Linked DNA regions of Homo sapiens: region 2 is linked to region 1. The links are chromatin contacts, found by Hi-C or POLR2A ChIA-PET in ENCODE. All regions are on one chromosome and are shown on one strand. The core of a region is the stretch at or near the end of the contact, and the rest is flanking DNA. Distances in the headings are between cores, read along the strand shown. Region 1 overlaps NDUFAF2 (NADH:ubiquinone oxidoreductase complex assembly factor 2). Region 2 overlaps ZSWIM6 (zinc finger SWIM-type containing 6).

The links. Hi-C counts contacts between places; a loop is a spot of excess contacts on that map. ChIA-PET counts read pairs that join two places held with the same protein, here RNA polymerase II (POLR2A). Pooled maps may share reads with other maps.
Region 2: a map of IMR-90 shows a loop between it and region 1 (2.5-fold over the local background). The contact joins two enhancer-like sites. A Hi-C loop is called at or near these places in 1 of 168 maps with a recorded cell type or tissue (IMR-90), 2 of 37 single-sample maps with no recorded cell type and 5 of 50 pooled maps. POLR2A ChIA-PET finds 5 or more read pairs at or near these places in 1 of 52 experiments (activated T-cell).

The regions. Positions count from the first base shown.
Region 1 is chr5:61,051,338-61,056,647 of GRCh38, forward strand. The region is part of intron 1 of NDUFAF2 (NADH:ubiquinone oxidoreductase complex assembly factor 2); the gene reads left to right. Among named protein-coding and RNA genes, the nearest start is that of SMIM15-AS1, 110 kb to the right of the region's middle. Within about 2 kb of position 1,699, at least 6 of the 41 ENCODE cell types and tissues checked have a DNase peak (open chromatin) inside an H3K27ac peak, as active enhancers do.
Region 2 is chr5:61,464,841-61,470,777 of GRCh38, forward strand. All of the region lies in intron 1 of ZSWIM6 (zinc finger SWIM-type containing 6), which reads left to right. Among named protein-coding and RNA genes, the nearest start is that of ZSWIM6, 140 kb to the left of the region's middle. Within about 2 kb of position 3,136, at least 2 of the 41 ENCODE cell types and tissues checked have a DNase peak (open chromatin) inside an H3K27ac peak, as active enhancers do.

The DNA.
Region 1 (5,310 bases), core at 449-2,948:
ATTGCAGTCAATCTGTGTTCCTAACCATCTGACCCCTGAGACCACCAGTGTGTCCCAGATCAGTAATAGCCAAAGAGACAAAGTTGTTATCATGCTGAGAATTGTATATAGCATACATCTTGGTATGCCTCCAGGAATGTGAGGCCATTAGGTTGTCAGATATGAGTCATAGTGGGAAAAATATTAGGGTCATTGAACCAGAGTGTGAACAACTTGAGCCTTCTTTCTTTTTCTCCCACATATAGCAGTGTTTGACCTAGGCATTAGTATAAACACTAAAGTGAAGAGTTTGGATTTTTGCTGTATTAAAAAAAATGCATTGTAGAATTGAGTTTTGTATAGGGATGGTGTTAGAATTGTGGTACAATAAAACTATTATAAGATCATTCTCTTCCTTCTTCCAGAAAGGATGTAAGATTGAAGACTCAAAGATAGAGGCATAAAATTGCAGTGAAAGGAGGAATGTAAAGTCAGGGTGGGGAAAAAGTAGAACCAGATATGAGGCACTAATATAAACTCTGATTAGCTATGCATTTTCTAAGAGTGGACTCAAATGCAATTCTGACCTTTGTAGCAACCAACTCAAAAAGGAGAAACCTTTAAGTCAGAACCTCACAATGGCTCTGAGGTCAATCAAACAACTACTTAGAGAAGTATAACTATTTTTTCTTTTCCAAAAATAAAGTAGCTTTATTTTGCTTTCATTCGAAAAACAATATGTTACTTATTTTAAAAAAATCAAGCAATAAAGTACAAAATCTTATATAATTACCCCACTAGAGCACTTGTGGTCATACCCCTAAGCTTCTTGGTAGTCAGTCCAGAAAAGGAAACAGTTGGTCGCACAACTCATACTGCTCAATTTATATTCCAAACAGTATGAGAGCTTGTTAATTTTCCTACACTCTTAATAACACTGGGTCTGTGTTGTTAATCTTTCCTGGTCCTATAAGAGAAAAATTATATTTGTTATTTTCTCTTTTTTTCTTTTGAGACGGAGTCTTGCTCTGTCGCCCAGGCTGGAGTGCAGTGGTGCGTTCTCTGCTTACTGCAAGCTCCGCCTCCCGGGTTCTCGCCATTCTCTTGCCTCAGCCTCCCGAGTAGCTGGAACTACAGGCGCCCGCCACCATGCCCGGCTAATTTTTTGTATTTTTAGTAGAGATGGGGTTTCACCGTGTTAGCCAGGATGGTCTCGATCTCCTGACCTCGTGATCCGCCCGCCTCGGCCTCCCAAAGTGCTGGGATTATAGGCGTGAACCACTGCGACTGGCATATTTGTTATTTTCTATTATCCTTAATACTAATGTCTGATGTGACTTTTTCTATGGTTTTTATAAGTAGACACTAATGTAATGAACAAGTATTCTTGATAACATACTTTGATTAATTTGATAAGTTTTTTTCTGGAGTATTATAATAACACTGAATTATGGGTAATGGTATTTCACCAGGTTTTTAATTCAGTAAAACCAGTTTTTCTGGGGCGAATATGATAGTGTTCGTTATTCAACCTTTTTGTTGATTTGGCTTTATTCAGGAACATATTTGTGGTAGAGACCACTAGCTTCCTACCAAAATCACTTTTTCCTTCTTCGTGGATACACAAACTACCTTTAGCAGCTCCATTTGAAATTAAGTGTGCTATGTGACTAAGTTTTCTCTAGTGCATTGTAAATGAAACAGATGTGAGTCACTTCATTGGCATGAGCCATAAAAATCTCCATTATGTGTTCCTGGGTGCTCTTTTTCTTTCTGACTAAATGAAATGGCAGTGTTCAGGGAAGCCTTAGAAGTCATGTGTTGAAAATGACTGAGTAGCCATCAGCCTGGATCTTTGAATGACTGCATGGAAAGAACTGCATGGCCTACCTGAACATTCACCCAGCACTGTTGCATAAGAAACAAATACACTTCTAATTATTTAAACTACGTAGTTTTTTAGAGTCTGTTTGTTACTGCAGCTTAGCCAATCCCAATTAATACAATATTTTAGAAAATATAACTGAACAGAAATTGAGCTAGATTCAAATGATCCATGTCATCAGGATATGCACCATCTCCATAACATGACTCTGAATTGGTTTCATTCATAGATAGATTTTCTCCACATAGTAGAATAGATGGCCCAGCAATCACAGGTCTTACATGGTCTTTATAGCTTATGATCATAGAAGCTGAGAAAGTATCTTTTCCTGGAAGCACCAGCAAAAGTTCTAGGAAGACTCTTCATTGGCCCAGCAGGGGTCATGTACCCATCCCTGAAATAGTTTCTGTGGCTAAAAGGATAGAATACCATGGGTCAAATTTGGTTAACATTCCTACCTCTAAGTAGAAGGGTGATAGTCCCACACAACCCCATGGACAAAGTAGGATCATATGGAATGGAGTAGTTTCCTAAAGAAACAATAAAGAATAGACATCAGAATACAATATGGTTAGGTTTTTAAAATTAATATAGACATGAAATGAGAGGGACCTGGATGAAGGTCTTGGTGTGGATATAAAGGGAAATATTGAAATAAAATATATTTTGTTGAAAGTTTGCATTGTCAGGGAGGGAAATAGTAGAAAAAACAACTGAACTTTAAAAAACAATTAAAAATTTTAATTTTGGTAAAAAATAAAACATATGAGGTGGTAGGATCACTTGAGGCCAGGATCAAGACCAGTCTGGGCAACATCACGAGACCCCATCTCTACAAAAAATTTAAAACTTAGCTGGGCACGTTGGCATGTGCCTGTAGTCCTAGCTACTCCAGAGGCTGAGGTGGGAGGATTTTTAGAGCCCAGGAGTTCAAGGCTGTAGTGAGTCATGATCACACCACTGTACTCATTCCTGGGTGACAGAGTGAGACTATGTCTCTAGAAAAAACAAAAATAAAATAAAAATATAACATCTTAAGCAGTTTGAAGTGTACAGTTCAATATTTTTAAATATATTCACATTGTAAAAACAACTGTAGTTTTTGAATTAGGAAATGAGTAAAGTAATAGTCCTATCAAAATATTTGAGAGATTTGAAAGGAAATGCAGTTCAGGCCTGGGAGAGGTGGGTGTCATAAACACTGATCAAGCAGGCCAGACCATAGGTTTCCAAGTCCTAGGGAGCCAATAGAATAGTCCTGGGCAGGTGATTTGTGAGACAGGAGTAGCTAACAGTGAGGAAAATGGTCTACACCTGGGCAGTTGACGTCACCATTAGACCAAATCTCAGTAGCATTCAGTAACGATTTCTAGAACTGAGATACAGGGCAAAATCCAAGGAACAAAACCCCCTTGCTACTTAATTGGTACCAGCAACAAAAGTGACTTCATATTGACAGACTGACTTGGGATATCTTACATGTTCCTCTGCTTCAATGCAAAATTCCCACAGGTAGGAACTTATAGGCCTTACTCATAAAGATCAGACAATTTCAGGGACTAGATGCTAAGCTCAGTATTACAGGAAGATACAGAACTCTGTGTAGCAGAAGTATAAAGACATACAAGTAGAGAGCATTGCTTTAAACAAAAGTTTATGACTGGAGCTCATTGAGTGGTTAGAGTTATAGATGTAATCCTGTTAGTTTCCATCGCTGAGATAAAGTTAAAATAATGAGAGCTGTTCTCTCATGTGTCATTAGTATAACTTTAAGGGGTCACTGCAAAGTAGGAATGGACCTTATTGTTATCAACAAATATTTGAGTGTTTCATTATATGTAGTGTAAGATTTAAATTTCACAAGACAAGGAGATGTATATTAACTCTTAAGAAGAGGAAAATATATATAGTATTGCTTTGTTTTAGCATTCTATTCCTTTATTTACCATGTATGCCACTACAGAAGACTTTATACTTTTATATGTTTTAATAATATGGCAAGTTTCCCAACTTACAAATCAGTTGAATCCTAAAAATTCCATGTATGTAGCTTGTTGAAATTCAACACATTTTAAAATAGAAATTGTGTTGTAAATTGTAGTTCTGTTTCCAGAATAATTCACAAATTGCTTTTAATTCACAATTCATCTTCATTGCTTCATATTAGCAAACATTGATTAGCAGTGAAATCAAGTGGTAAAGTAACTCTACAGGTTTTTGAAAGGAGATATGAAAGATAAAAAAGGAGTTGTATGTGTATATGAGAAAAACACTTTTTCAGGTGGGTGTGAGTGAGCTGAAATAAAAAAGGCAGAATAAAAAGCCCAAATTATGCATTATCTTTCTAAAGGTAAGAAAGCAGATACTGATTTCAGATTTTTCCAATACCTTTGCCAGCCAATAAGTGGTGCTATTGTCACAGAATAGTTAGGTTGTTCTGCAGCACAAAGCAAAGGGGGAAGATGTGGAAAGTATATGCCAAGTGGTTGTAAAATGGGTTGTGAAAAGGAGGCAGAAATAAAAAAGGGAGGCAGCATGAACCTGACTATATGTGGACACTGTTTTTGTAGTATAGGAGGTGATTATGCTAGTACATTTTCTTAAATTTCCATGTAAAAATTAAACATAATTCAAGACACACCTTTCCTTATCCATTCAATTTTCTTTGAGCTTTAGTTTCCTCAATTATAAAAGTGAAGATTGTTGTGAGAATTAAGAAAATAAAAATAAAGTGTCTATTAATATCATATACATAATGCTCAATAAATATAATTCTGCTCATCTAAATGAGTCAGATAACATTAATAAGCCAAATTAACATAATATTATTGACACGTTGCTAAATTAGCCTAAATTACATGATCTTCAGAACCTGGAAGCTTATAAGAAAGTAGCAAGAAATAGGGAAAAAATGTTGAGCTTTGTCATTTGCTACTAAGAATAAAGAATTGTTCAACTCCAATTATTTTATTCTTTTGTAGGTAAATATCCAGGCATGGGCTATCAGTACATCCTTGAGTAGAGAGGCAGGCTCCATTTTTATATGCACTCTGTTTTTGGAGACCCCCATCTTAAAGTAATACCATGTGGCATATCTTACTATTAGTGACTGTAGTGTTTATCTTTTTGAGCATCATTGAGAAATAATGAATAAGTAGGTAAAAATTGCAAGATTAATGGTCTTTTTGCAGCCTTCACAAGCAAAATGGAATCAACTTTTCTTTTTCATGCTCCTACAGCCTGCCTTTTGGTGCAATCACAGCTTATTAGCATATCTTTCTAACAGCGAACTAAAATAGAGAACAAAGATAAAATTCATGTCATCCAATTTTGTTAGTTATTAGCCAGGGTAAAGTTTGTCATAGGAAGAGTTTAAACGAATGACTAAAATCATATGATGCTATGGCTGGGCACGGTGGCCCACACCTGTAATCCCAGCACTTTGG
Region 2 (5,937 bases), core at 1,886-4,385, 410 kb after region 1:
CCTCGTTTACACCCGGTCCTTGGGAGGCAAGATAAAGTACGCAGAGATGCCAAGAGTTGCCACTTGGGCACCAAAGGGCTCTAATAAACTTCATCTGCACTTCAGAATTTTGGGACCCAGGTGAGAGGCCAAAGTGAGCAGTGAGAGGAAGCAGCAGTGAACTGAGGTGGGGGCAATGTGGGGTGTGCAGGTGACAAGGGATCCTAGAGAGGAAGGGCTGCAGGGCTGTCCCCACCTTTAAGAAGGGTGGAAGGCCAGAGCTGCTTTCTTTGTATTAGAAAAGGTTGGCATCAGAGAAAGCAGCTTATGTTTAAAAGATTGGGGCAAATAATTTACATTCCTAAGCATTTTGCAGAGTTACAGTTGTGAAAATAATTCAAATTCCACCAATTTTTCTTTTAATCACAACCCCCTCCCCAACTGCCCACCCAGAATTTGAGGCTAGACAATGATTGTTTCCCTTAAGTATGCAAGTTAAAATACAGAAATACATCTTGAAAAATTAGTTGATAGTAATTTGTTGTTGGTGGTAGGGAACCCTTATGTGCTTCAGGATTTGGTATGACGGAGTGATATGACTTTTTTTTTTTTTTTTCTAGTTCAACACTTCCCCTTAAACTAGTGGTACTTCTAGGTGCCCACTGCAGATATCCAAATTAGTGGATGAGAGTCTTATTTTCAAAAATAATTTTAAATAATTATCTAATGCCACTCATATCTAACACAGGTATTCTGATCACTTGGATTCTTGTAAGAAAATGGTGTAAGAATCTACATTAATGAGAAAACAACCAATACTGAGCAGAATGCTGCTGGGAACTCTTAGTTGGGCCCATCCAATGCATGCTCCGTAAATTTTTATGTTGTTTGTATGGTATGCTGTGGTTTACAGTCTGGCCTTTGCATTAATTTGCCATTGTTTTTCTCTCAAATATTAATGAAGTGTAGGAGTGATTGAGTTCTAAATAGGCATTTTTAAGGTAGTCTTAAAATAAAGCTTTTCCTTTAAAAAATATTTTTTTCAGAAAGATGAAAACCACTTCATTAGTGATTGCCGGCAAAATCTCCTAATGTCTTTCTATAAGCTGTTTAAGCTTAGCATTAGAAATTAGTGCTAGAGGATTTAATTAGCCAGCTCACAGGATGCAGTCCCTTTAATTTAGGATTTCCCTTTGAGAAAATTATGGAGTTGAAAAGGAATATGATATTTCATACAAGTTTCCATCTTGGGCCCTTATGTTGTTTGTTCTGCTGATCTGGAAATTGTACATGATTTACATTAAAACTTTTTGTTTTTAATATCGATTATTGTAGTGTGGGGTGTTAGATTATGTGCAATAGTTCTCAGAGTTGGGAAAGGTAAAAGGGTTTTTTTGGGCAATGATTAACTCATCTACTTTACCAGGGTTACATAATCAAGTATTAGTTACTATACATTTAGCTAATGCAGTGGGTTTAGTTAAGCAATGAATACATTATCATGGGAGCATTAACACTTTTGCATTTTTAGACTTGCCTTTAAAAAAATTACAGAAAAACTCCTCACAACCCTTGCCACCCTTTCAGCCATAACATTACATTGCCTTGGTTTCTGCCTTTAATTTCCCTGGGGGTTCTTTTTATTTAGGAAAAGGGTGAAAGATGTATTTGTGTAAGTACTACACCAGTGCTTCTGTTAAATTCTTTTTCAACAAAGAATATGTTACTTGGGTGCCTTGTACACAGGGCGCATATTTTTTTGGAAATAATGTGCCATGAAAGCAGTAGTTTTTAGTGTGCATGTTTATTTCATGTCTGCCAGTTTATTTTAGCTTAGAAATTTCCTAATGCTTTGAGTTTATAACAGTCTTTCAGTTTATAACAGTCTTTCAGTTAACTGAGTGCATATACATAATATGCACAAAATGGCCAACTTTTAGAAATTGTGTATTTTAAAATCCCTTTTTTTTCAGTCTGATATCATGTGTCTCCTTGTTCCCTTTAATATGCAACTAAAATTTAACCTAAGATATGAAAAATATGTTAAGAAAAGCTTAATTTCTTAAGCTTAATTTGGAACGTCAATGAAGAATTAAACATTTGCTTTCTAGAAACCTTAATCTTTGTTAATGTGAAATTAACATAGATGATTTGAATATGTGTTCATGTGTGAGGACTTTGCCCCTTCAGTGTTTCTCTACTGAGTCTTTTTGACCTACTATAAGAGCTAAGTGCAAATAATGCCACATCAATATGGCGTAGAGAAGAGTTCTTTCTTCCGCCTGTTGGCAGTGCATTATAAGAGCAGTTCTTCAACTTTCTGGTATCACTCTTAATAATGGAAGTGCCCATAGCGCTTTTGCTTATGAGAATTATATCTAGTGATATTTACTATGTTTGAAATTAAAAAGAAAAAAATATCTATATCAAATAACAGTAATAAACTCACAACATAATATATCTTTATTAAAAAATCTGCAGTTCTCAAAACAAAATATTTTAGTGAACAGGGTGACATTGTTTTATATTTTTGCAAGCCTATTTAATGTCTGTATCAAAAGAGAGCTGGACTTTGCTGTCTGTCTCTGTATTCAGTTTGTAATGATACTGGAATGTGATATCATTACATTACACATTGCGTACTAATGTGATACTGGAAAACTAAACATACATTAATGAAGAAGATTTTAAAGGGTTAATAATGTCTAGATGTAAGTATTTTTTAAAATATTGATCTTGTGGACCCTCTCAAAGAGACTTAGGGACCTCTTAGGGGTCCCAGGACCATACATTGAGAATCATTGCATTATAACATTTTAGAATCCTATAGTTACTAGAAAAGATTCTCCCCTAATACTTTCTAGTTTCTCTCTGTATGAAAGTAACACTCTTTTACAAAATCAACTATTTGTGAGTTGACAGAACTTAATAGGAAAATGGGGAAAGAGAGCTGGGTTGAGTAAAGGTATAAGTAACTCTTTGAAATACTTTGGTTTTGCCATCAAATAGCAGTGATTCTTCTACTATTGTCTGACTCACTTAACTGAGACATTCTCAGTGATCCCTCTCATTTTCCAAGCCACCTCCACGGGCTAGACCCCTCCTCCCCTCAAGATTCCAGTAGCTTAGAAAAAGAAAGTGTTATGGGTGAAAGGGAATGTGTCCACACCCCTCCCCTGTTTCTCCAGCTGGGAAGGGAAGGAAAGGGAAATAAAATTTAATGAGCACTTTTACTATGTGCCAGGTGCTTTACATATGTTATTTCATTTTAATTCCCCAAACAACCCTAGGAGGTATTTCTAGCCACATTTTGCACACAAATAAAGCAAGATTCAGAGAGGTTAAATATTTAATATAAGATATGTAGCATTTAAGTGGCAGAACCTGATCCAAACCAAAGTCTATTCCCAAGGACTATACAACACCGTGCCTTGGTTTGTGGTTTGTTTTTCTTCAGTTCCTGCAGATTAAAAATGGGGATTCTAACATTTTATTGGGTTCTGTGACAGCATGATGATAAAACAGTTTGACTGCTCTGTGAAGCTCTTGTGGAATTAACTGTCTTTCACAGATTATGTTTTATAAAGTCAAATAAATATTTTAAGAAAAGGTTTATATAATTTATGTTTTAGTTCTACAGTTAATTATCTGTGTTTTTCCACAGAGCGCAGGATTGTCCCTTTTTGTATGCTCAATTCTGTTATATAGAACAGCTAACTATCCTAGAGGAAGATTCTGCATTTGCAGCCCTAAAACAGCTGGTCATCATAGTTTGTCAAAACTCCGGAAAGGCAAAATCAATTCTCAGGAACATTATTTTGTCTTGAAACAAAACCTAAGAGGTATGACCAGCAGGGGGATGTTTTACAGCCTTCTTGGGATTATTGAGGGAGGAACAGTGTCCTTGTTTGTCCTGTGGGTTCTCAGGTATGATTTAGGATCCACAGAGAATGAGTTGGTAGAATTTCAAAGAAGATTTCTCAAATTGGAGAGGCCAAAATACACCACTATACAAGGCTGAAGTAGGCTTGGTTGAATTCCTGCATATTGACTGAGTCAATGTATTGCATAGTCTTATAAAGTAATATACCAGCTGCCCTTTATGTGTATATGTATAATTTTCTGTATTTAAGGTAAAACTTCTCTACTTTAGCATGCTCACCTAAAGGTAAGGGGAACCCCCAGCCCCCGCCCGCCAAACAAAACAAAACGAATAGGCCTCAGAGCATTAAATAGCTGCCACAAAGCTAGTCAAATTAGAGATGGCATTAACTGAGGAAAAGAAGTTTCTATAAAGAAAGTTAGCAGTATAGGAGAGGAGTCATCCTGGTAGCTGATGGTGAAGAAAGGTAACAAAAAGAGCCAACTTTAAAAATACTGCCATCTGCAGTTATCTGTTAGAGTTCTTCCTCATTCAGTAACACCCTAAATGGTCTCCTGATTAGGCGGGCAGAGTAGAATTTGTGACATTTAGAAATATTTCTGTCAAAAATGGTTGAAATTTTTTGGGCATTTGAAAGATAATCTAGAATTACTTGGAAAATGAACATTCATAAAACACCGTAATCTTTGATGATCTCAGAATAATGAGTGTTATGCTGTAAGACATGTATATGTTTATTTGTGCCTTCACATTTCTCTTGGAATTTAAATTGTTTTGGAGGTCACAATATTTTATAGTTTGCTTTTTAAAAAACTTTACAAGAATAGTAAATTTTAAGTAACAAAACTGTATAATATGTGGGATCCCTTCTGCATAATTGTATAATGTCAAGATTCAATATACTTCTTTTCTGACTTGTACTGTATAACTCATGTGAATAAAGCAGGTCATTTTTGCAGAAACCATTTGAGGGCTTCACCAGTTTTTATAAGGCCTCCCCCCAACCTTTTTTTTTTAGACAGAGTCTCACTCTGTCGCCCAGGCTGGAGTGCAGTGGTGCAATCTTGGCTCACTGGCTCACTGCAAGCTCCGCCTCCCGGGTTCACGCCATTCTTCTGCCTCAGCTCCCCGAGTAGCTGGGACTACAAATGCCTGCCCCCATGCCTGGCTGATTTTTTGTATTTTTAGTAGAGACGGGGTTTCAGCGTGTTAGCCAGGATGGTCTCGATCTCCTGACCTCGTGATCCGCCTGCCTCGGCCTCCCAAAGTGCTGGGATTACAGGCATGAGCCACCACTCCTGGCCAATAGTTAAATCAGTCTTTTTTGAAGCATCTGTTATCTCCTGGTAGACTCTTTAAATACTAACTGGTTTAACGCTTGGATCCTTAATTGTCTTGGCTTTGCCTGTAATTAGAATAGTTCTCCATCTTCAAGGTGTGGGGATGGGGAAAAAGTTATCTCCAATATCACTTTTGCAGAGAGACAAAGACATTGAGTTGGTTGGTGAAGAGAGATGTGATAGTGTTAAGTGGGAAGAGACTGATTTTATAAATGGTCAGTTTAGGATAACTGTTTTCCTATTAAGATAACCGGTTTCCCCGTGCAAGTACATATATGACAGGTGGAAAACAGAGTTTGCCTTGAACTAAATGTACAGAATGTGCTTGGGAACTTTCCAGACTCTCTCTTATGCTCCCTTGGTAATTTTTTTGTCTTGATCTGTGCTGTCCCATGAGTTTTTAATTATTATAGGTTTATAGTACATCTGCATATATTACAGCAAGACTGCCCTCATTATTCTTCATTTTTGAGATTTGCTGGGGTGTTTACTTTTTCATGTGACTTTTTCTTCATCGGAACATAGATATTTAAAAATTTTAGAATATATACTATGTACTCTTTCTTTAATTGTGGTTTTTCAGAAAAAGTTGTTGATTAAAAGAGATAAAGGAGACTGGAATATCCATTCTGAAACAGTGAGAATATTTGTGAAAAAAAAACCAAAGATTATTATATGACAGTTCTCAAAATTTCTTATCGTGAAGCAGTAATAGTGACTTGTTTTTAGGGAATG